Linked DNA regions of Homo sapiens: all the other regions are linked to region 5. A link is a contact called in ENCODE Hi-C or POLR2A ChIA-PET data. All regions are on one chromosome and are shown on one strand. Each heading gives the region's core, a stretch centred on a gene start or an enhancer-like site at or near the end of the contact. The rest is flanking DNA. Distances are from core to core; before and after follow the strand shown. Region 1 overlaps STARD13 (StAR related lipid transfer domain containing 13). Region 2 overlaps STARD13 (StAR related lipid transfer domain containing 13). Region 3 holds the start of LINC00423 (long intergenic non-protein coding RNA 423). Region 4 overlaps LINC00423 (long intergenic non-protein coding RNA 423). Region 5 has its middle 94 kb from the start of RFC3. Region 6 overlaps PDS5B (PDS5 cohesin associated factor B).

The links. Hi-C counts contacts between places; a loop is a spot of excess contacts on that map. ChIA-PET counts read pairs that join two places held with the same protein, here RNA polymerase II (POLR2A). Pooled maps may share reads with other maps.
Region 1: a loop to region 5 is called in a map of heart left ventricle, with 7 times the contacts of the local background. The contact joins two enhancer-like sites. A Hi-C loop is called at or near these places in 1 of 168 maps with a recorded cell type or tissue (heart left ventricle), 18 of 37 single-sample maps with no recorded cell type and 5 of 50 pooled maps.
Region 2: a map of GM12878 shows a loop between it and region 5 (4-fold over the local background). The contact joins two enhancer-like sites. A Hi-C loop is called at or near these places in 1 of 168 maps with a recorded cell type or tissue (GM12878), 10 of 37 single-sample maps with no recorded cell type and 7 of 50 pooled maps. POLR2A ChIA-PET finds 5 or more read pairs at or near these places in 2 of 52 experiments (OCI-LY7 and activated CD4-positive, alpha-beta T cell).
Region 3: a loop to region 5 is called in a pooled map, with 5 times the contacts of the local background. The contact joins the promoter of LINC00423 here to the enhancer-like site in region 5. A Hi-C loop is called at or near these places in 4 of 37 single-sample maps with no recorded cell type and 11 of 50 pooled maps.
Region 4: a pooled map shows a loop between it and region 5 (8-fold over the local background). The contact joins two enhancer-like sites. A Hi-C loop is called at or near these places in 10 of 37 single-sample maps with no recorded cell type and 5 of 50 pooled maps.
Region 6: a pooled map shows a loop between it and region 5 (4-fold over the local background). The contact joins two enhancer-like sites. A Hi-C loop is called at or near these places in 3 of 37 single-sample maps with no recorded cell type and 6 of 50 pooled maps.

The regions. Positions count from the first base shown.
Region 1 is chr13:33,180,180-33,184,232 of GRCh38, reverse strand. All of the region lies in intron 1 of STARD13 (StAR related lipid transfer domain containing 13), which reads left to right. Among named protein-coding and RNA genes, the nearest start is that of STARD13-AS, 95 kb to the left of the region's middle. RefSeq lists an enhancer at 1,163-1,382. Within about 2 kb of position 1,297, at least 2 of the 41 ENCODE cell types and tissues checked have a DNase peak (open chromatin) inside an H3K27ac peak, as active enhancers do.
Region 2 is chr13:33,143,783-33,148,174 of GRCh38, reverse strand. The region is part of intron 3 of STARD13 (StAR related lipid transfer domain containing 13); the gene reads left to right. Among named protein-coding and RNA genes, the nearest start is that of KL, 130 kb to the right of the region's middle. RefSeq lists an enhancer at 1,008-1,307. Within about 2 kb of position 2,299, at least 3 of the 41 ENCODE cell types and tissues checked have a DNase peak (open chromatin) inside an H3K27ac peak, as active enhancers do; they include GM12878, where a contact is called at or near this core.
Region 3 is chr13:32,909,560-32,913,519 of GRCh38, reverse strand. It overlaps LINC00423 (long intergenic non-protein coding RNA 423), which reads left to right and starts at 1,868. Exons shown (of 5, transcript NR_047020.1): 1 at 1,868-2,497; 2 at 2,800-2,883.
Region 4 is chr13:32,837,117-32,841,146 of GRCh38, reverse strand. The region is part of intron 4 of LINC00423 (long intergenic non-protein coding RNA 423); the gene reads left to right. Among named protein-coding and RNA genes, the nearest start is that of LINC00423, 73 kb to the left of the region's middle. RefSeq lists an enhancer at 3,587-3,746. Within about 2 kb of position 2,011, at least 8 of the 41 ENCODE cell types and tissues checked have a DNase peak (open chromatin) inside an H3K27ac peak, as active enhancers do.
Region 5 is chr13:33,721,955-33,726,331 of GRCh38, reverse strand. No RefSeq gene overlaps it. Among named protein-coding and RNA genes, the nearest start is that of RFC3, 94 kb to the left of the region's middle. RefSeq lists a silencer at 2,218-2,387. Within about 2 kb of position 2,316, at least 10 of the 41 ENCODE cell types and tissues checked have a DNase peak (open chromatin) inside an H3K27ac peak, as active enhancers do; they include GM12878, where a contact is called at or near this core.
Region 6 is chr13:32,735,229-32,739,199 of GRCh38, reverse strand. PDS5B (PDS5 cohesin associated factor B) reads right to left here. Exons shown (of 35, transcript NM_015032.4): 21 at 3,870-3,971. Among named protein-coding and RNA genes, the nearest start is that of PDS5B, 150 kb to the right of the region's middle. Within about 2 kb of position 1,964, at least 7 of the 41 ENCODE cell types and tissues checked have a DNase peak (open chromatin) inside an H3K27ac peak, as active enhancers do.

The DNA.
Region 1 (4,053 bases), core at 48-2,547, 540 kb after region 5:
AGTCACAGTTACATCTAACAGGACAAGTAAGAATTCAAGATGGCCAGAGATCATAGAGTGGAGGTGGCTATAATTATCAGAAGGGTTCAGGAAAGGTTTGTTGGAGGAGGTGTCCAACAAGCTACACCTTCAGGAAGGAGAAGTTTAAAGTAGAGAGAAAGGCTTTATAGGCAGGCCCGACTAGTTCAGTGCCCCAAAAAACTCATCCCATTACATCATATATTTTTCCTCTGCTCCTGAGAACCAGCGTAGTCATAGCTGAATGTGGTTACATTTCAAGGGAAAGGAGGCATTACTGAACTGCAATTAAAAGCATCCCCACATCTCCAATTCCCCAGGAATGCCTTCTTGGACTGGCTGGATGATTCCCTTGGAGGTGTGAATGGGGCAGCCTGGGGGAATTGGGTTTCCTCCAGGGCATATTCAGGGAGATTTTGGGTGGTCCTGACTGGACCAGGCCTCATTCCTGCTCATAAGGTGACCTAATCCTTTGTTCATCACCGGAACTGCCCTCCTTCTCCAAGTTCCTCCAGATTGGAGATGACTCCCCTCACCAAATCTGACTTCCCAGCACTATTCCAAACCCACATTTGGAAGACCTCTAAGCTTCATGAGATTTCTTGTTATTGATTAAGGCTGGGGTCTGGCACTCAGCCCAACCACAGCCCCAGCAATAGTAGCATCAGACTTCTCAAACAGAGTGGAACAGAAAGCTATGAAAGCCTGGCATGTGCCCTTCAGCCTCTTTACATCAGACCAAGAGAGAAAAAAGAGAGCAGGAGAGCTTTTTCAGGGGGCAGAAGTTTCCTTTGCCAAAGATCTTTGACCAGCAGCAACGTGCAAGTCCTTTGCAGGGAATAAATCAATGGGCTGCAGTCCACTCTGGCTTGAGATTTATGCAGAGCAAGAAAGTCACTCTCAGCTCCTCCTTAATTCAGCATGTCTTGAGCACATGCTGAGCTCCGAGCACTCTGCTAGGCACTAGTGGTACAAAGAGTAAATAAGGCAACCTCTGCCCTCAAAGAGCTGTGGTCTAATGGGGGAGAGAGATGTGTAACAAGAACATTTCAGTATAATCTAAGGACCATAATGAATGTGTGAAAGTCCAGAGAAGAGCCGAGCTAACCTGGGATACAGATGATGTCTTCGCTAAATCTTGATAGAGATAAATGTGAGCAAGTCAGGAGGTAAATAGGGAGAGGAATGTGACAGATGGAGAGGAAACAGTGTAAGCACAGGCGTGGGATATGCAACAGCAGCCTGGGACTGGGGATCTCCGGGCAGCTTCACGTGACTGCACGTGAGCCCCAGAAGCACACAGAGGCCAGGCAGGAAGGCACTGTGGGCCGTGGTGATGGGCTGGTACTTTATTCTGCAGGTGACAGGGAGACGTGAAGGAGTTTGAAAGAGAATGAACATAGTTTCACGTTAGAGATTCAAGGAAGGCAAGAACTGAAGCAAGGAGAGCTATTGGGTTCTGTTGCAGAAGTCCTGGTTTAGACAAAATGAGAGTCTAAACCAAGCTCGTCCAGCCCACGGCCCCAGGCCGCATGCAGCCCAGGATGGCTTTGAATGTGGCCCAACACAAATTTGTAAATTTTCTTAAAACATTTTGAGATTTTTTTTGTAATTTTTTTTTTAGCTCATCAGCTATGGTTAGTGTTAGCATATTTTATGTGTGGCCCAAGACAATTTTTCTTATTCCAATGTGGTCCGGGGAAGCCAAAAGATTGGACACTTCTGTTAAACCAAGTCCAGGAGACAGAGGTGGGGAGGAGGGTAGGAGTTTAAGAAATATATTTGAGTCAAATTCAGCAGGTGCTGGGGTTGTGTAGTGAGAATATGGGGACTGGAAGAGACAGAATGAATCTAAGAAGACCCTCAAGTGTCAGACTCATAGAACTGTGTTCCATTTTTACATTAATATATTTTACCAGATGCATCTCATACAGCTGAGTGTTATCTAGTCAGTGTTTTAAACGGGTGATGAAGTCAGTGGATATGACTATTAATTCTGAATAGGAAAGCATAGAACAGAAAAATGTCAGATCTCCTTGCATACATAAAGTGCAACTATTGTTTTATGAAACTTTGTTTTAGTCTATGTGTGTATGATGTGTGTACATGTGTGGTGTGTGCATGTTCACAACTACATGAAGTTTATTTCTGACTAAAGATTGTGATCAAAATATTTGAAAGTCCTGGGATATTCTTTTTCTATGGTTATGATTGGTTATTCTCAGGTATGACTGACTATGCCTCAGTCAGGTTAAGATGATCTTAAAAAGCGAGACCGATTCTTTTGTGGGAAAACAGGGAAATCTTTTCTCACTACTCTTCTTCCAAGACTAAATCTCTCATTACTGTGCGCACTTGGAACTCCTAAAGATTCCATCCAGAGAGAAAGGGAAAGATTGCAGCCAGCAGAAGCAACAATCCTAGTCAGTGCCAGGACAATGTCAAATGCCCCACCCTTCAGAAAACAGTAGCAATATCGAGATACACAGACATTGCTGCCCACGAATAGCCATGTCCCTCAGAGGCAGAATCAGAACTAGAAGAATAATGTTACCTTATTTTCATATGGAGCTTACAGTTTGCAAAGGACTTTCATAATACATTTTCCCATATGTACAACAGCCTTGTGAGTTTGGAAGAACCTGAATATCTGAGAGATGTTTTGGGTGTTTATTGGCCTTCAGATCTATAAATATTTTTCTCTTATAGTCATTCACCCATTCAGTCAACATACTAAATGATAGCCATTTACAAGACTCTAGGCTAAGAACATGAGATGTAAAGATGCAATCTGGTTTCCAATCTGGTAATGTGTACCTGCAATGTCAAAATTTAAGAGGATACAAAATCCACATATTTATTTAAGGATGTTTGCAGTTTTACCTAAGACATATTTACAGAATCCATGTGCATGAATATGTGTGTGTGTGTGTGTGTGTGTGTATGTATGTGTGAGTGAAAGACAGAGATAGAATATCTATGTCTCCAAATTCCAAAGTCAGAAATTGATAGCCCACGGGAGACAGAGCAGGACAAAGCTGATATGCCTTAGGCCTCCAAGGGGCATAGTGTTATCTTCTTCTTGGGCTAAGGGAGAGCACCTTAGAGGTAGAGTAAACACACACATTTGAGGAAAGCTGTGTAACCTCAGGAAAAACAAAAAACACACAACAATGTTTGCATACAAAGGGTTTCCCAGGCCTCTCAATTATATCTAAAAACCCCAGGTAAAGAGCTCTCGGTTTATGCGTTAAATTGAGCAAGATAGACTTCATCTAAATTTTTTAAAAAATTATGTGTCGATATTTACTTGTTCCTTATTTTAGAGAAGCAAAAGTTTCAAGGACGGATTTCTAAATTTTCCATTTGGCACTAGGTATAATTCAAGCAGTCATGGAACATTAATTGTAACCATTATATGCATAAGAGCAACACTTCCTTTGTTTTTAAATGTAAATGTATTTAAGTATTTGAAAGGTATTTGAATTACTTTCCCCGTCACCTCCTCACAAAGCAGATCCCTGAATATACACCTAGCATGTTTCTCATAGTGAGAATGACCTTAGGAAGCCGACCTGGGAGATTCATGACCTCTTGAGATCAATGACCTTGGACTCCACATTAACCCACAACTTCTCCCAGTCATTAGTCCACAGGAAGCCCATATCCCTTGCTCACAATTTACTTACTTGTTGAGATTTTTTCTCATAACATGGAAAAATAATCTTCTGAAGGCATTTCCCTTAATGAAGCCCACATGTCTGATACAGATTTCTTTCCCAAGGTCCTGGAGTGTTTGGTTATGTTTTAACACATCTTTGCCCTTGAGATCCCCGCATATCAGGCATGTGATTGCTAATATTTTACTTATTAACTGGTAAGCACGTTGTAAACCATAATCGCAATACTGTCTTCCCCAGCCTGGTGTTTATATCCTAAAAGTAACAGCCTCTTAGGAGAAGGCTCTTACTGCCATTATCCTAAGGTGTCATATTTCTGAATGTGTCCAAATGTCACATATCCAAAGTGTCACAT
Region 2 (4,392 bases), core at 1,050-3,549, 580 kb after region 5:
ATCTAAAAGGTCATCACTTTATTCAAAGTCATGTAGATTTTCTCCTATGTTATCTTTTTGGAGTTGTATAGCTTTGTGTTTACACTTAGGTCTATGATTCATTTTGAATTAATTTTTGTGATGATATAAGGTCTGTGTCTAGACTAAATTTTTTTTGCATTTGAATATCCACTTGTTGCAACAGCATTTGTGGAAAGACTACCTTTTATCCATCGTATTGCCTTTGCTCCTTTATAAACGTAAGTTGACTCTCTTTGTGCGAGTCTGTTTTGGGTTCCTCATTCTGCTCCATTTATCTCTTTGTCTATTCTTTCACCAGTACCATACTATCATGATTACTATGGCTTCATAGGAAGTCTTGAATTTGGATAGTGTCAGTCCTCCAGTTTTGCCCCTTCATTATTGTGTTGGTTATTCTGAGTCTTTTGCTCCTTCATATAAACTTTAGAATCAATTTGCTGATATCCACTGTTTTGGTTTTTTGTTTGTTTGTTTGTTTGTTTAAAACTGGACATTTTAAATATTGTAATATGGCACCTCTTGAAATCAGATCTTCTCTTCCCAGGGTGGTCATTGTTGCTATCTGTTTAATGAATATCTGGAACTAATTCTCTAAAGTCTGTATCCCTTGTTGTATCCACTGAAGTATCTACTCAGTTAATTTAGTAATCAGCAAATGATTGGACAGAGATTTTCTTAGATACCTTCAACCAATCCCTCAGTCTTTGCTGAGCGGCTCTTTGTGCATGTTACAATATGGCTTCAGCACTGCAGCAGGGAATTGATAACTCTGCCTTAGCCTTGATTTCCTGCTTGTGCAGATCATCAAGGTCAGCTAAAGGTGGAAGATTAGGGCCAGCTCAGGTCTTTCCTGGGTATACACACAGTTCTGCACATGTACTTGGCCTTCTAGATTCCTAGGAATACATTGGAACTTTTCTAAGTCCCCTATGGACATCTCATTCTCCCAGATATTCTTTTTAAGCTTTTTGGTTAGCATCTTGTTTGGCTCAACTGTTATTACCATTTCAGGCAACTGCCATGTTGACTAATTACTACTGACTGTCTTTGACAAACACCCTGGGTATAAGCTAGTTTCAGTAATGATTTGAGTCAGGTTAAATAAAGACAAGCGCTGTGAACTGGGGGTTTTCAGGGAATTCCCAGACAGCTCAGATAATGACAATTCTTTGGTAACGGAGTTTTGGGGAAGCTCAAACATGTTCTTCCCTCTCCAGTGGATGCAAGGCTACTAGTTTTCACAGCTACTCTGACGGTGATGCTGTTGATTTTCAAAGCTCCTGAAAAGCTGGGGAAAAGGGCATAGGAATAGGGTGGGTTTGAATGTCACAAAGCTCACTGTCCTTACATATGTTTAACCATTTTTCTTAAATAGACACTTAGTGTTACTTAGTTTGTTGGAAGCCCATATCAATTTACAGCTTTCTTAAAAAGTTGATTTTGACAATATCTGCCAGTACTTTTGTTGATTTTATGAAGAAGTGGGGTTTTGGAGGTTTTCACTTAACCTTTTTCACTGATGTCACTCACTTGCATTATTTTTTATTCAGCTTTATTTAAATATAATTTATATTCCAAAAAATCACCAAAGCATACAATTTGATTAATTTTGTGAAATGTACAGCTATGTAACTATCACCACAATCGTGACATAAAACTTTATTTTTTCAGCTACAGGGTCCTACTATGTCACCCAGGCTGGAGTGCAGTGGCGTGGTCTCAGCTCACTGCAGCCTTGACCTCCCAGGCTCAAGTGATCCTCTCACTTCAGCCTCCTGTGTAGCTAGGACTACAGGCACGTGCCACCATGCCCAGCTAATTTTTTTTTTTGAGATGGAGTTTCACTCTGTCACCCAGGCTGGGGTGCAATGGTGCAATCTCGGCTCGCTGCAACCTCCGCCTCCCGGGTTCAAGCAATTCTCCTGCCTCAGCCTCCTGAGTAGCTGGGATTACAGGCATGTGCCACCACGCCTGGCTAATTTTGCATTTTTAGTAGAAATGGGGTTTTACCATGTTGGTCAGGCTGGTCTTGAACTCCTCACCTCAGGTGATCCACCTGCCTTCACCTCCCAAAGTGCTGGGATTACAGGCATAAGCCACCACACCCGGCTTAATTTTTATATATTTTTTTTGTAGCGACAGGGCCTCTCCATGTTGCCCAGGCTGGTCTCAAACTCCTGGGCTCAAGCGATCTGCCCACCTTGGCCTCCCAAAGTTCTGGGATGACAGGCATGAGCCACCATGCCCAGCCGTGACACAGAACATTTTTGTGACCTCAAAAAGTCCCCCAGTGCCAGCATTTGGCAACCACTCATCTGTTTCCTGTCACTACAGTTTTGCCTTGCCTGAAATTTTTTTGATGAGTGGAATCCTGTAGTGTATGCTCTTTGTGTCTGGGTTCTTTTACTTAGCATAATGACTCTGAGATTCATGTATAGTGTTGTATGTATCAATAGTTAGTGCCTTGAATTGTTGAGTATTCCATTGTATGGATATACCACAATTTTTATATCCATTTACCAGCTGATGGACATTTGGGCCATTTCTACTTTTTGGCTATCTTATGATTAAAGCTGCTATGAACATTCAAGTACAAATCTTTTTACAGCAAAAAAAAAATTATAAAAAGTATAAATCTTTTTGTGGACATGTGATTTCTTTTATCTTGCATAAGTAGCTGAGAGTGGAATTGCTAGATCAAGTACTAAAAATATATCTAATTTCATAAGAGACTGCCAAACTGTTTTCCAAAGAGACTGTACGCTTTGGAAGTTTCAGTAGTTCTGAATCCTTGCTAATACTTAATGTTGTCAGCGTTTTTACTTTAGGTATTCTGTTGTGTAGTGGTGTCTCGTTATGATTTTAATTTGCATTTCTTTCATGACTGATGATATTGAACATCCTTTCATGTCTTCTCTTAGAAGTATCTGTTTGAATATTCTGCCCATTTGAAAATCAGGTTGTTTGACTTGTTACTGAGTTTAAGAATTCTTTAGGTGTTCTGTATATGAGTCCTTTATCAAATACATGTTTTGCAACTGCTTTTTCCAAGTAGAGAAGCAATTTGTAAGGTACAGGCAAACATCTGAGTTTAGGGGCAATAAAAGGACCCAGAGCTATAAAGTCAAATCTACTTAGAGTCTTCAGCTTTAGAAAATAATAAATAAACTTCCTGCATGTGTCAGAAAGTATAAAGCATATTCGAGTCTGTGGTATATAGAAGATGATTCCTTTGATGTCTTGTGTGTGTGTCGTAGATCAAAAGCTTTTCCACAGAAAAGCAGAATGGAGTGTTTTGTTTGTGCTTCCAAACCCTAATGGAAGAACAAGTTCACTAGATAAGTTCATTTTATAAATAACAGGCAATCCTCCCCTAAACAAACCTGTTACAGAGCCACCAAATGTGCAATATCCACCATTTTTTTTCACTTCACACCCACTCTTAGGTAGACATGCTAACACACGTGGAACAGACCAAAGAGACAGGCTGAGAGCCTGCCAAAGATGGTCTCAGATGAGATGATCAGCTTCCAACTCAGCATTGCCTGCTATATCTGACACTAATGAATGCGTAGTCAGAGGGTACATTGGAGGTGGTTGAAAATGAGGAGAGTCATTAAACGTATTTCAGTCGGTGAGCGACGTGAGAAAAAGTTGAGAAATAGAACTGGTTTCAGTGTAAAGTTTTAGAAGTGGTAGTGAAACCAATTAGGAGGCTGATGCCTGACTCTTGATAAACAACGACAGGAGACTGAATTAGGGCCAAAGGAGAGGCAAGACTTCAAAGACATCATAGAGGTATAATTGACAGGATTTGGTGATCAACGAATGTAGATTGTGAAGGAGTAGAGCCTCAAGATGACATTATTTTCTAGTTTGGATGGCCCATTGGTGATGCTCTTAGTCAAGACAAGACAGTACGTAGGAGAAACAGGTTTTGAAGAGAATGCAGAATGTGACTCTGGCCTCAGATGAGATGCCTGGGCTGGAGACAGAGGACTGGGTATCACTTGAGTCTAATTTATGTTAAGATTCTTCAGTAAGGCCATGGAGAGTAAAAAGGGATGGACCTCAGTCTGAATTCTAACAAAAAAATTAATAGTTAAAGGGCAAGTACTGCTTCGTGGCAGGAAGGAGATGGTGTCCAGAGAGATGAGATAATTCATAATCTTGAATGTCAAGGATGAAAAGAATTTCAAGGAATGATGGGTACTAATTTGTGACTATTGCTATTAATAGGTCTTTGCTAAAAAGAAGCCATTGAATTCAATGGTTAGAAATTCATTGGTCAAAACTGGAAACAAGCTGGGCGCGGTGGCTCACGCCTGTAATCCCAGCACTTTGGGAGGCTGAGGTGGGTGGATCACGAGG
Region 3 (3,960 bases), core at 619-3,118, 810 kb after region 5:
GGGGGTTTTGTGAAGTTGGTTGATTCTTCTTTATTTACTAGGACAACAGAGCCTGCTCCACACACTGGAACCAGAGGTGGATGAGGACTGAAGGAGGAAGAGGAGAAGGCAGAGGGCCTGGCCCAGCCTCTTCACTCCGCCGACCCTTGCAGGTGTCAGTTCAAAGTCCTGAGTGGAGCTCCCGGATGACTGCACAACCAGGGGCCAAGCAGATTAGCCGACTCCAGTGGAGCAGGCTAGAGACCTATAACTGGGAGTGGGGGAATCCCTTGAATTATAAAATCAAAAAATATAAAATTCCAGGCCAGGCATGGTGCCTCATGCCTGTAATCCCAACACTTTAGGAGGCCAAAGTAGGAGAACTGCTTGAGCTCAGGAATTTGAGACCAGCCTGGGCAACCCCATCTCTACCAAATAGATAATATATGTAATATATGTATAACTTATACATATAAATATTATATATATGTTATAACTGTACTCCTAGGAGTTATATATATTACATATAGTTTTATATATATATATTTCTATATATAGAGCTACATATATATTTTATGTATAATAGTTTATATATTATATATAACTCCTAGGAATATAGTTATAACATATGTACAGTTGTTATAACATATATACAGGAATACAGCTATAACATATATAAATATATAACATATATTACTATATATGTTATCTATCTGTAAATATTATCTATATATTACTATATATGTTATCTATCTGTAAATATTATCTATATAGAGCTATATGTGTGTAACTGTATTTTATATATATGCATAACTCCTAGGAATACATTTATAACACATATGTATAAATATAATATATAGTTTTATATATATATAACTGCTAGGAATACAGTTTAATAAGTCATGTGCATGACATGTGAAGAAAATAAGAAAATTCTATTGAGAAACATAAGATGTTTGACTGCAGGGAAAACTACATCCTCTTTTTTAACATGTACTATATATTGTAAAAATAACAATTCTTTGAAATAAAACTAAATTTAATGCAAATCCAAATCAAAAATCATTTGGGACTTTTTTCTTTGTTATGGAAAAAAATTTATTTCAAATTTCTTCTGAATGAATAAGCATGCATAAATAGCCAGGCAAATTAATGAGAGAGCATTTGTCCTATTGGATATTATAAGCATACAAGTATAAACATTAAACCATTATATAATAACAGAAAGCCCAATAGCACAGAATCCATAATTCAGAAACAGACTCATGTGTGTGTGAGAACTTGATATATGATCAAGGTGGACTATCAACAAAATGGGTTGGATAAACTGACTAATCATTTGGAAAAAATAGAAATAACAAATCTCTATGCCCAAATTAAGCTTCAGAAGGAGCAAATACCTAGACATAAAAATATACATTTTTATTAAAGTACTGAAATAAAACTTAGGTAATTGATTTATAATCTTAGCACACAACTTTTTAGATGGTCACTTGACCCTATGTATTAGTATTTTAAAGTTTGAATCAACAATTCCATTCGTGGGATTTTTTTTCCCCCGAAGCCATAATGGGTCAAGGTGACAGAGAAAGATATACAAGTCTGGTCATTAAGCATTTTTGTAATGGTGAAAAATTGGAAACAACTTAAATGTTGATTAAATAAATTATAGCATACCCATACAATGAAACCCAAACAGCCAATTAGAATAATGATATATCACCACACTGATACTCCATTGCCTGAGCACTGTTGGTAGGAAAGCCTGCTCCTGTTACAGCCCTGACAGCAGTTTATGTCTATGCCTGCTGATCCATCCTCACCAACACCAGGGGGTGTTGTTCACATGCTTGTTATCTAGAGCTGTCCTTTCTGCCCATCAACAGACAGTTCTGCCCATGGGCACAGGCAATTGGTCTCAACTGCGCATGGTTTGCCCTGTAATGCCCTCCAAATGACCAGCTGAAAAGATTGATAGTCTAGAGCAGAGGACCTGCGGCACCTGATCCACAGACCAGACAGTTAGGAGGCTTCTTTGTCCTCCCAGAAGTGCAGGCAAAGTTTTGGTGTTCATCAAATGAGTGATCAATGACAGGTTATCACACCTACTGCAAAAATATATGGCACTTCCCTCTCCACCTCCACAGTGGGCTGTGAAAATTAATTGAGTTCAGGCTGTGAAAAACTTAAGCTGCTACATGAAATGCAAAATCATTAAGCTTCAGAGATTGTAACATTCTGCTTGTGGCCTTGGGACTGAAACACCAGATGTCATGCCCAATAATGACTTCACTTTTCATCCAACTTCAACAACTCAAGATTGAGCGCATTTTGGGTTTTGACCTTGCACTGCTATACTGAGATTCAGCAGAAGTTAACTACCCGCAAGACTCCCTCCAGAGAACTGAGGCCTCAGGATCATCTTCAACACCTTCACCCAGAGTACGGAGACAAAACCCTTGCCACATAGACCTGCCACACCACAATACCAGGTGGAGATGCACCGTTGCTTGAGTTGGTGAGTGAGAAGGGCCATTGCTTGTGTTATCTGAGGGCTGTGGAGGAAAGAGAATTAGGTAAGTTCATTTAGAACTAACTAGAACACTTTTCAAAAAGATGTCTCAGTGTGGGGCATAGTTAAGACATATATTTCAGAGTAATCATCTCCAAATGAGTGATTTTTGTTTTCTTGCCTATTTCCTGATTTACTTGAGTTGTCCTGGCTCAAGGAATAAAGAAGGCATTTATACAATAAAAGTGGTGTGAGTCACCCTTTCTAACCTTTAAGATTGGTTTTCAAACTGTTAAAAATTCTTGTAGGTCCACCAAGAAAGTTGCCATAGAAGCCTGAAGTTACGACAGCTTATAAGGAAGTGGTTATCGATTATGACGGATGGAGAAAATGTAAGCTGCCTATGTTTCATTCAGACTCATACTAGCTCTGGTTAGAGAAATCAATTAAAAGGAGGAAAAGATGAGGAAGTTCTGCAAAAATAAATTCAAGGGTCAACTAGCAGTGGATAAAGACACAACTATGATCTCTGTGACTTCTTTCCTCTTTTATTTGACATTTTTTCACTTCCGCATGATAAAGAAAATAGAGACATGGCATGCTGGAAAGAAAACTAAAGCTATTTCTTTAATGAAGTCCACTAACCTCGGAAGGAAGACTGAAGTATTCTTGTGGCTTCAACAGACAAATGATAGTAGCTGCTAAGACAGAAACTGCTTGGAAAGACTATTGATTTTAGATTCAGAGAAAATGAATAAGGAAAAGTTTAAGATTGATGAGAAAGGTATACAATGTGCTACGAGAATTTTTTCTAAAAGTCACGTTTAAAAAAACGAGTTTATAGTGGATTTTAGGTTAAATTCCTTTAATAAAGGGTTACATGTTTCCTGACTATGTATAAGAAATTCATGAATGTGACTCTAAGAGACTTGAATAAAAGGACCCACATGTCTTTTGCCCTGTGATGGCCTGCCTAAATTGCAGGGCTATAAAAAGGAAAACCACCTTTAAAAGCTTCAACCCTAAGTTGACTTTATCTTATAGAAGAAAGAATTTCATGTGTATGCTAAATATATACATATAGCATATAATGTATATATAATTTCCTGATAAAATCTTCTGTTTTAGTGTACTTGCATCTGGGTACATAACCTCCCCACATCTCTTTGGTATTCTTATTTGTTCTGCTTTTCCATTTTACATATTTTCCCCAAGTGCCAAACATTAATAAAATTGCTAGCATTGATTATTTTTCCTTCACTAATACATCCCTTTGAGCCTATTTCCCCAGAAACAAATAACTAGAGACAACCTATCCTTTGCTGACACATGAAAATCCTATAATTGCAGACAGGAACAAAGATTCTAAAGGAAGTCTCTGTCTTCAGTTCTTAGATTATTGTCCCCCCATCTTCTAGCCCTCCCCTCATCCCCATTCATCTGACCCCTGTTCTGTTGTGACAGATTGT
Region 4 (4,030 bases), core at 762-3,261, 880 kb after region 5:
GCTCTCCAAATGAAACCGTTCATAAGACCAGGTAAAACCGCAGCAACTTTTAAGGCTATCCCTGAAGGTCAGCCAAAAGCCAGATCTCAGATTTCATTTGGAAATCTGCCAGAAGGGATGTTCTTGGATGCCGCGTGCTACCCACAGGGTCTTCCTGCCTCTCTCTGACAAGCCCCCTTGGATACTGCCTTGAAGAAAACAGTTTCTGGAAGTATAAGAAGGAGTACAATTGGTCGGGCGCAGTGGCTCACACCTGTAATCTCAGCACTTTAGGAGGCCGAGGCGGTTGGATCACTGGATTCAGGAGTTGAAGACCAGCCTGGCCAACATGGCGAAACCCCATCTCTACCAAAATATACACAAAAAATTAGTTGGGTGTGGTGGTGCACACCTGTAGTCCCAGCTACTCAGGAGGCTGAGACAGGAGAATCACTTGAACCCAGGAGGTGGAGGTTGCAGTGAGCCAAGGTCATGCCACTGCACTCCAGCTTGGGCAGCAGAGTAAGACCCTGTCTCAAAATAATTAATAATAATAATAATAATAATAATTTAAAAAATAAATAAATAAAGGCGGAAAACTGGACAAAGGAAAATAGCCATCAAGGGTCAAATTTCCCCTAAGAAAGGGTTTTCTGCTGACCAAGGACAGGATAAGGCAAGCACTCCTCACATTTCCACAGAGGAGAAAGGCGGGGAGCAGCTTGCTCTAAGCCTTAAGCAAAGTTGGGGGGACCACAGTGTGACTATCCCTAGCAAAGCCAGCCTCTGAGCTGACCACTATTATGACCTGCTCCCCATCTGCCGCTTGGAGGGACACTATTAGCAATTGGCAAGTTGCCAGTATCCCATTTATTGGCTCATTAATAATTCCTCTGGGCTCCCAAAGCAACCATTTGATTCCAAATAGATCACAAAATTCGCCACTGAGATATCTTTACCCTTTCTGACATTTCATGAGAGCAGAGGCAGAAATTCACACCGGAGAGTCTGGGAGTTGATACTGGAGACAGGGTTAATGTTCTCCTTTCCCCGAATCTACAGGGGCCTGGTTTGCTCTAATCTGCCTCCAGGAGGTGAGCCACCACCCTGGCTGGGCACTGCTCCACTTGCTTATGGTGGTACCTAGGGCCTTGCATCTCAAAGTGTGGTCCCCAGACCAGCAGCACTGGCACACCTCAGAAGATTCTTAAAAAAGCAGACTTTCAGGCCCCATCCCAGACCTATGGAATCAGATCCCGCATTGAAATAAGACCCACCCCACCAAGTAATTTATACACACCCTAAGGTGCTCTAATTTATTTGTAGGAATAAATGAATTTATCCCAAGAAAGTAATCAGATGCATGCACAGCTTGCAGGTACCCATGGGTTGAATGCGTCATTGCTTAAAAAGACAAAAACTGGGGCAGGGCCTGATGGCCCATGCCTATAATCCCAGCACTTAAAGAGGCCAAGGCGGTGGATCACTTGAGGCCAGGAGTTCAAGACCAGCCTGGCCAACATGGAGAAACGCCGTCCCTACTAAAATACAAAAATTAGCCAGGCATGATAGCACACACTTGTAGTCTCAGCTACTCAGAAGGCCGAGGCAGGAGAATGGCTTGAACCCAGGAGGCGGAGGTTGCAGTAAGCCAAGATGGCGCCACTGCACCCTAGCCTTGGGAACAGGGTGGGATTCTGTCTCAAAAAAAAAAAAAGGCAAAAACTGGAAACAAACCAAATGTATTGAAGCAATATTTATTTGAGTGCCTTCTATGTGACACTCAGAAAATAAGAGCTACAAAACAGAGACAGTCTTAAAAATATGGTTCATTTGGGGGGGATGGAAAATTGCATAGCCATTTTTTAAATACCTCTTTAAAAAAAGAAACCAAAACCTACTTCTAAAAGTAGAAGTAGGGCCTCTAAGGCCCTATTTCCTGCCTTCCAGGTTGGCTCAATTATTGTGACTGTCTCTAGGCAAACAGTTCGTGCAGGCTGCTAGGCTAAGGACATTTCCCTTTGCTAAACAAACAAGCAAATGCAGACAGGGCTCAGCTGCTGTAGCACATTGGAATTGCTTGTGAAATGAATTAAGATCCATTTCCAGGGCTGTGCTGTCTGAATGTAACTGCGGGCTTTCACCCCGCCCCCACCTTTCCCATCCCCCAAGGTATAGTCCACTCAATCTCAGGGGCACATGACCCTCTGGTTGTGATGTCCAAGGTGCTCAGTGGATTTACACGTCACTGTGTCCATTATTTTTCCTAAAAGGAAGACAGCTTAGATAAACACCTCCCTTTAAGTCAAATGTAAGTTTGTTCAACTACAGCCACAAGAAGGATAGCAAATTCCGGAGAAGGACCTTCTGGAGAACACAGCAATATTATCTCGCTGGCCCAGGGATGGGTTTGCAACTGCTCTCAATGGCTGCCGTACATCATCGCTTCACTGAGTATTGTCCAGGCAGAGCAAAGTCACTCAAGCAATACTTCTTATAATCAAGGCAAGTGGTCAGCGGCTGCCTTAAAAAAAAAAAAAAAAAGCCTGGAAATACAGTCCCCAGCCAGAGTAAAGATCCTCCTCTGCGACCTCACAGCCCAGCTGGATGGGACCCTGCAGCGCTCTCACCTCTCTGCTCAGGAAAATGTGGCTGCTGCGCGTCTCAGCCCAGCCGAATTTGATCTTGTGGATTTCATGTCTAATCTCAGCCTAGATTACTCGGGCTTGTTTGGCCCGCTCTAGCATGCCTGGTCTCTCTATTCTCTCTTGATTCTCTCCCATCCTTATTCATCCCTCACTCATTGATTGATTTAATTCAACAACCAAGCCCCCTGCTGTGCTGGATGTCAGATGTTCTAGGTGTGCTCAAATGAAGGCCCTTTTCATTTTCCGGAGGAGTTCACTTCCCATGTTGGGAGACAGTAACAGGAACAAATCAGGCTGCCTAGGTGTTCACGATGTCACCAATATTGGGAAGTTACATTTTGTAATATTTTAATAAAAATAGCTTTTCTGAGCCCAACCCCCTCCCACCGCCTACTGATCTTTGGCTCTTAGTTTCTGCGCCTTCCAAATTCCCTCCTCCATAGCTCACCTGGCCTTGAGGCTTTTACAAACTGCTCTGGCCTGCATCCTGGATCTCACTCTAGAAACCACTCTGCTGGGGTCATTCCGGCAGAGCACCCAGCTTCCCCTCTCTCTGTGGCAGAAAAACCTGATTCTCTCCCACTTTGTCATGAAAAGTCCCTTCCCTGCCTGCGTATCTCTCCAGCTCTTGCCTTATAAGTTAGAAGGCTCATTGGGTTGACTGCTAACCAAGCGCCATCTAGTAGAAGACTCCAGGTTTTGACAGTGCAAATTACAGTCTTTTAACGGGATCAGATTCTCAGGCCCCTCCCCCTCTTAATAGCACCTCTGAGCAGAAAGATGCAGTGGAGATTTATCTCATTTATGCTTTGACTCATGACACACATGTGCATGCACGCTCACATATCTTCATACACTCATTTACACATGCACTTACATACACACACATACATAAACACATACATACATACTCACACTCATGTACACACACACACGCACTCATGCATATGAACATCTTCTAGAAGGAGGAAGCAAATTGTGTTAGGTTTCTAGTCTTTCCCTTCCTGCTATAGACAATTGCAATGCAAATATGACAAATGATACAGTCAGAAGCAGATTTATCCTGAAGATAATGAAGCTTAAGCAACTGGGCTCTTTACTTGCACCAGACTGGTTCCTGGGGTGGTCTAGGTGGGGAGTGGAAGTCAGGTTGCAAACAGGAGGCATTTCTGAAAATGTCCCTAAAAATATCTCTGAAGAATGAGACCTGGATATCTAAAACTCTAGTAGTTTTTGTGATTTCTTTTCTTATGCTAGATAAATATTTGCATTCCTAGCTGCTATATGTGAATGTCTGTACCCCAACCCCCCACACATCACATTCACATGGTGAAATCCAATCCCCAAAGTAATGGTACTTGGAGGTGGGGCCTTTGGGAGATGGTTAGATCATGAAGGCAGAG
Region 5 (4,377 bases), core at 1,067-3,566:
TAGAAAATAAACTTCTGTCCTGTTCTTTTCTTTCTTTCTTTCTTTCTTTCTTTCTTTCTTTCTTTCTTTTTTTTTTAGAGACAGGGTCTCACTCTGTCACCAGGCTGAAGTGCAATGGCGCGACCTTGGTTCACTGCAATCTCCACCTCCCGAGTTTAAGCGATTCTCCTGCCTCAGCCTCCCAAGTAGCTGGGATTACAGGTGTAAGCCACCACGCCTGGCTAATTTTTTTGTATTATTAGTAGACACAGGGTTTCACCATGTCGGCCAGGCTGGTCTCGAACTCCTGACCTCAGGTGATCCACCTGCCTTGACCTCCCAAATTACTGGGATTACAGGTGTGAGCCACCTTGCCCGGCCTAAACTTTTGTTCTTTAAGCCTCCCAGTCTGGGGTATTTTGCTGTGGCAGCCCAAGCAGACTAATACACAACCCAATTAATAAACACTAATAGTGTCTAAAATTATTCCACCATTCTAGAAAATTATTATTTTTTCATTATCCACAGTCATTGCTTTGTCCTGTGACAAAAAAGCCATGTAGCTGGAAGCCATCTGGGTGGCAGTACAGAATTAAGAGCCACTAGAAATTAAGTCCATACTCTCCCTGGAACTCAAATTCTACCAAAAAATAAATTTTAAGTGAAAGTCTAATGGAAGGAAGAAGAACATTTGGAGCAAGTGTGAAATCAACATTCTGCTCCAGGTAGGCACCATTTGATGGGGAGTGATCCTGAGTGCAGGGTTGGGGAACGGGGTGGAACTTTCCTTTGTGCACAGAACTGGGACTAGAAAACAGTGATTAGGAAAGCAGTCAAGTGACTGATAAGTACACAAATGGAATAGCCCTTGGGAGTTTTTGAGATTGCGTTTGTTTGAAGAAAAGAAGAGCATTTTCTTCATATTGATATGACATTGTATTTGCCAACTGGTATTTACTAGAAGCCCTCCAAGTTCATGATTCACACCTGAACATTCCACATTCTTTAAAATTGTAGTGCACCCTTCATAACTATATATTTAGTATTTTTATAAATTAGATTACAATTTAATTGGAGAATACAATATCAGAAAAATTATCCAAAACTTAGAAATATTGCCTAATCAAATGTGCTACTTGTCTGGCCTTCCACAAGAAAGCACATGAGGAACTAAGACATAATTTTTCCTTCTTATTTGTAAAGTCTAATTCAAAGTTATTAGCTCAGCACAGTAAATATACGTGCTAAAGACTGGGTGAACAATGGCAAATAAACTTTGAAGACCAAATCCTCTTTTACAACTAAAAGTAACATTACTGAGCTTTCTGCAGGATTTTCTGGGTAAGTTTTTCTGCATGGCCAGCCCCAGCAAGGCCCCGAATGCCTGGTTTGCTACTTTCTAATCCTGTAACTTCTCTTCCCATAATAATGTGTAGCTTGTAAGGCCTTAGCTCAATTTTCCAGATGATTTCAGAGACAAAGAATTGCTGATTTGTTACACTAATCTTGACATTTCAAATTACAACTGGAAATAATCTTCCTTAATTAGTCATGTTCTTTCTGTTGAAAATATCAGACATTTGACATATTTGTTTAGCAAATATGTCGATTTTCTGGTCTTTATGGTCTTTCAGTCCCATGTTGATATTCACATATTAAATTTTTAGCTTGCTCCACAGCAAAGATGCAAATATATATGTGCATATGTATATTATATATGTACACATATAGTATATGAATCTACAACCATGCTTGGGGAATACAAGGTATAATATGAATATTATATATATATTCATATATATCTATATATATTTATATATGTGAATCTACAACTATACTTGGGGAAAACAAAGACTTTATCCAGGCTCACCCAGAATGGTTATGAGAAAGTGAAACATTCTTTTCTTCCCTTAATAGGCAAATACATAGTTTAAAAGCTACCTCCCCAAATATGGGAGAATCTTTAGAGAAAGTGTTAAATCACAATAGCATTAAATGTACATTTACTATCAAGTCTTTTGCAATAAAAGCTGACATTAACTTTTTCTCTACAATATTTACTATAGCACTGTGCTTACCCAGGCTTTTATTAATATATGTTTATTTCTGCATTTCCATTTCTCAGCTACCTTTTATATTTTAAAAATTACAGAATTTATAGAAGAAAATTGTAGGCTGATAACAAACAAAAAGGTTTTTCGAAATGGCTAGCATTTGCTCCCAGCAGGGAAAGTAAAGGAATAGTTGCTGTATCCTGAGCCACCCATCCCGGCCCAAGTCTTTGTCCTGCTGAAGTGGTAAATTCTCCCAGAAACGCAACACAAGGTGGTGCTGTTGTATTTATCCTAAACCAGCTGCCAGCCTGGCCACTTAGGCTGTCGGTTTGATCTGAAAGTGGTAGGTGTGTACCAAAGGCATGGGTTTTGCATATGTAGATGTTTACAGTGTAGTCCTCCTTTCAGATAAGAAAAGATAAATAGAAGAAGGAGGAAGAGAGTAAGTTTCTCCACACATGGAAGCTTCTGGAGAAACTGTCTTAAAAAAAAAGAAAGTGCATGGGTTCCTTTTGTTACTAAATTATAGGAGCATGGAAAGTTAGGGCTAGAAGAGATAAAACATTATCTAGCCCATCTTCCTATCTTCAGAGAGGATTTCATTTATAAATTATCAGCCAGTTAAACTTTTTCTTTTGGTTTTAAAATTTTCCAGGGAGGGAGATGCCACTTGCTCCCCCAGCAAATCAATACTCCCTAGTGTTGGGAAATTGTTGTGGACATATGTGCACTTCCTCTTGTTCTGAATCCAGAGGGTATGGGAAGGATTTGATCAGCAGATGTGCCTAGTGAATGAGAAGCACACAAAAAAAAAATGAATTACAAGTCAGGGCTCTGGATTCCTCTCCCTCACTTGCTTAGCTGGGACAAGGTGGGCCTCAGATTTTGCATCTGGAAAACAAAGAGATTGGACTAACATCAGTGGGTTTCCACAAATGGCTGGATCTCAAAATCACCGGGGAAGCTTTTTAAAAAAATACAGATTCCAGGGCCTTGCCTATAAATTTGCTCAGTCAGAAAATCTAGGGCAGGGCCCAGAAATTGCACTTAAAAAAAAATCCAAAAGAACTGTTTTCCTTGGAAAACATTTTTCTTGTCTGAAGACATGGAAATTAGCTAAAAATGTGTAGGCAGGCAGCCCAGCACAGATCTAATGACTGGTGCATAGGTACCACTAGATTAAATAACTCTTAAATCCCATCTGATTTTATGATTTTCCAGGTATCCTTAAAACAAAAGCCCTTGAAAAATAGAAGTGAATTATCCCAGATCTAAAGAATTTCCTCTTGAATCATATTCCCAAGCCTTTGAGTAATCTGCAGTATGGATTTACAGCAAGATGTTTTCTAAATTTTTCAAGCACATGAAATTGGGAAGTCCAGGAATATTATTATAGTAAAGAAAATCCAATAAAGTCCTTGTGTTCAGTCCAATGCCTACACGCTATTCTATTTTCTGGTTACTGTAACTATGAATTAGTTGACAGTTATGAAAATAGTATTTGGACTCTTTCACTTTCATTTTTATAAAACTGGAAAGTTAAAAAACTAGTCAAGTACTTGGCCCATGTATAAATAGATAAGTCACATACTGGCAAATTGAGCTGTATAAAAGTTACTTACACAGACAAAAATGTCTCTAAAGTCTCTATGTAAAACGTTGGCTTTCTGACTCTGAGACTGTCTAGTATCAATGTGAAATTCAGTAACAATGCAATTCAGATTCTTATACCTCAAATGTCTCATTTGAAAGAATCAGATAATTGAAGTATCATTTGTTTATTCTCGTTTATAGTATCAAGGTAAATAATTCTGCCTTCCATTTCCCCTTGCTAATGTAATGTGACCTCAATGTTACATGTTACTAAGTAAATCAATTAGGAGATTTGGCCTGTGTATGTGACTCTTGCAAATGGGTAATTACACCATCAAATAGAAACTTATACACTCTTTGCAAGCCAGTCTTGAAGTCACTTCCAAATAGTTGGTTCTCATTATTTGTACTTTAAGAGCCATTTACAGGTCTAATTAAATTGTTTCTCAGGAATATAAAGATCAATGTTTCCAACCTCATGAATTGAATATATAAAAGAATGCATGAGGCCCAAATTAGCATTTCGTTTATTAAAATAAGTCAGTGTTGGAGCTGAAATCCATTAAATGACTTTAAGTAATCTGTCTGTTAAAGCTTTCAAACCACCTCTCAAAATCTGGCCCAGCTACCACCATTTATCAGTTACAAATTTCCATATTCCTCTGCTGCTCAATCATGCTGTACTAAATTATCTCTGAGATCATGTCTTGTGATTCTCATACAGTAATAACATCTGCATTTCCTGGATTTT
Region 6 (3,971 bases), core at 715-3,214, 990 kb after region 5:
AAATCCTTATATCACAGCATACAAAAAAAAAAAGTAAATCAATTCCAGATGGATTGATTTTTGTGTGTGTAAAAAAAGAAAACCTTCAAAGTTTTAGAAGAACATATGGGAGGCTATTTTCATGACATTAGAGTAGGAAAAGATTTCTTAAATAAGATGTAAAAAGTATTAACTACCAAAGAATAATGATAAATACAGCTACATTAAAAGTAATAACTTTTGTTCAGGCCAGGCGCGTGGTGGCTCATGCCTGTAATCCCAGCACTTTGGGAGGCTGAACTGGGTGGATCACGTGAGTTCAGGAGTTGGAGACCAGCCTGGCCAACATGGTGAAACCCCATCTCTACTAAAAATACAAAAACTAGGTGGACATGGTGGTGGGCGCCTGTAGTCCCAGCTACTCGGGAGGCTGAGACAGGAGAATGGCTTGAATGTGGGAAGTGGAGGTTGCAGGGAGCCGAGATGGCGCCACTGCACTCCAGTGTGGGTGACAGAGTGAGACTCCATCTCAAAAAGAAAAAAAAAGGAATAACTTTTGTTCAAAGGATCAAAGGACACAATAAAGGAGTGAAAAGACACACATAAATGAGGTTTTACACACTTCATGATGATACTATAACATGTACCAGATAAAAGATTAATATAGGTACAGATTGCCTATGGGAAAAAAACACCAAGGGGAATAAAAGGTAAAATACATCAAAAGGGAATTTCAGAAAGTAGGCAACATGAATGGTGACTAGACACACAAACTTAATTAGTAACCACAGAAATGCACATTGGGACTATAATGAGCTATAATGAGATACTGTATCTATTAGATATTTTCTCCCAACAGTGTATAATAACATTATTGTCAGATTTCTTAATAGAAAAATAAGTTTTAACAAACATTATAAAAAATGACTTAAAAAAAGTGAAAAGTTAAATATGTCTATATACCGTGATTCATCAACTTCACTCGTAGGAATAAAACCTAGAGAAATTCTTGCTCATATGTAGCAGGGGGCTTCAATAGAAACATTCATAGCAGCACTGTCCGAAAGAGTAAAGAAATGGAAATATTCCACAATCTACTAGAAGAATAAATAAATTACGAGATATTTTCCACAGTGAAATTATAGAGTAACAAATGAATGAACCACAGTTAGATTTAGTAACGAAGATTATTCTTAGAAACAAATGTGGAGTGATAAAAGCAAATCCTCCAAGACTATACAGGGTATGATATAATGCTTAGAAACCTCAAGAACAAGCAAAACTAAACAAGTATGTGGTAAATTTTGTTGCTGTTACAGATTAACCCAAGATTCAAGAGAGTAGATATTAGGGACAAGGAGGAAGTAGAAAGGATTGAAGAGTAATAAAACTCTAAGAACTCTAAGGAACTAAGAGTTCATAGGTGTTCATTGTATTATGAAACATGTTATACAAATGTTACATATATTCCTTTGTACATATCAAATATATAATAAAACAAGACAAATTAATGGATTAAAAATGGTGAGCAGTTCTGTTTCTGACAAGATGTGACTAGGTTGTTTTGAACCAATTTTCATACTGAAACAAACGGAAAGGCTAAACAAAATATTTTTTAAAAATCAGTTTGAAGGCAACAGACAGCTACCAAAGCAGTGAGAATTTGCAGGGCAAAGTTTCAAATAAGGAGGGAAAGCAAAGATTTGAGTCTGGCACTGAGATTAGTTTTTTCACACAGACGATTAATGATTCTGAAAGTGAAAGGGGGATAAGAAGTTGAGCAAAGCTTTCCTGTCACAGAGCTAGAAGAACAAGATTAAGAATCCTGAGCCCATTAAGTAAAGGCCTTGTTAAACAACCTGGACTTCTGGGTGGATCCCAGACAAATATACTCTAGACATAAGGTGACCAGAAAAAAATAATAAGCTTGTCCAAAACTGAAGCCAAACTTCCATTTTCATTGGATGGAAGTGATCTGACGATAGCTTAACTGCCTGATAGAAACAAAAGTAAAACTCTGGGAAGAATATAACCACATCTGAAGCCTCACATTATCTCAACAACTTTTCATACAAAAAGTCTATCACTCAATCAAAAGCAATATATGTACAAGGTAAGATTTGACCAAAATTTTGAGAATAGACAAAAGTTACAAGAGATCAAGATGATAAGCCTAACAGATACAAACTTCACATAATTAAGATTTTTCAAGGATTTAATGACAAGCAAATTCTGCAGCAAAACAAAGAGCTATGTTTAAAAACTATAGAATTACAGAATTGAAGTATGTGTATATATGTGAAATTAAGAATTCAAAGCATGAGCTTTAGGTACGACTAGACAAAACTGAAGCGAGTGAACTCAAAGATAGGTCAGAAAAAAAACAAAAACTGAAGCATGAGGAGGCTGGCAGAAAAGTACACAAAAGTGTGTCACACAGCTAGGTCACAGCAAAAAAACAATGTACGTTTAAAGTGTGTTAATAGAACTGCAGTAAGAAAGGAAAGAGAATATGAAACAGAAATCGTATATGTAAAGATAATGCCTAAAAATTATTTAAAGTTTGTAAAAAACTTTAAGCTATATATACAAGAAGAGCTCTAAGCCCCAAGTACAATAACTATAAAGGAAAGCATACCCAGACACATCATAGTAAAACTGGAAACCAATGGAAAACAGAAAAGACAAAAACATTCACAGCAAACAGACAGAAGACCTTCAGAGGAACAAGACTGTCAATAAACTTCAAGAAAAAAGAAAATGGAAAATAGAATAATATATTCAAATCACTGATGGGGGAAAATACACCAGTCTAGAATTCTTAACCCAAAGAAAGCATCCTTTAAAAAATTAAGGTAAAATAAAGATCTTTCCAGACAAACAAAAACTGAGAAAATTCATTAGTGGAAATCCAAACTAAAAAAAAAGTACTAAAGTAGTTCTTTAGATAGAAAGAAAATCATTACATAGAAAGGAATGAAAAACAAAAGGAGAAAATATGTTGGCAAATCTAAATAAACATTAACTGCATAAAATAACAGCAGTAATAGAACTGGGTGAACAAGAGCACAAAAAAGCACCAAGGAATAAAAGGAATTAAAGTATTTTGAAGTTCCTTGTGCTATACTGAAAGTTCAAAGCAGACCAACTGACACTGGCCTTTAATAAGTCCAAAGTCCATGTTGTAATTTCTAGGAAAACTACTAAAATAATAGCAAAATGTAAAACAGACTGGTAAAATGAAATAAAAATATTTAATCAAAAATAAGAAAAGAGAAAAATACACAACTGACAGGACAAACTGAAAACAAAAAATCAGGTGGCAGATTAACCCAGATATCACTACTTATATTATGTTTACTTTTTGGAGGAAAAACTTTATCTCATGTTTCTTTTAATTCTCCAGAGAACCTAGTACAGTGCTGTCACAGCAGATACAAAATAACTGGAGACTAACAAAATCATTATTTCCTCTCCCAATGTTTTTTCGTTCTCTCCCAATGTAGGGAAAAGAACAAGTTTATATAGAAAAAGGTAAAACTATAATCATGACAACCATACTATGAGCTGGTTTACCAATCTGCATATTTTTAAAAATAGATGTCCTGTCAAAAATTAAACCCCTGTAAATCTGAAATAGATAGCATCAGGTTATATTTTATATTTATCAAGGAATGTATTTGAGGTCATATGCCTATTCTCAACTAAAAAGATGTTTCAAGATGGTTTTGCTTATAATGGAGACAAGGCTTATTTTTTTTAAACAGGAAAACCTAAAATCAAGGCAGTCAAATGGAAGTATTATTGATATCATTTCACTTCTTTCCTTGTTGGATAAAATTGCAAAAGTTAACATTACAAAGAACATGAATCTAAAAAATATAAATTACCCGATCATTCATGAGAAGATCTTTCACAATGAAAGTAGCTACCAAAGATTTCAAAGGAGCAGCAAATTGATCAGGTGCAAGGAGAGCAATATGACCAATAGT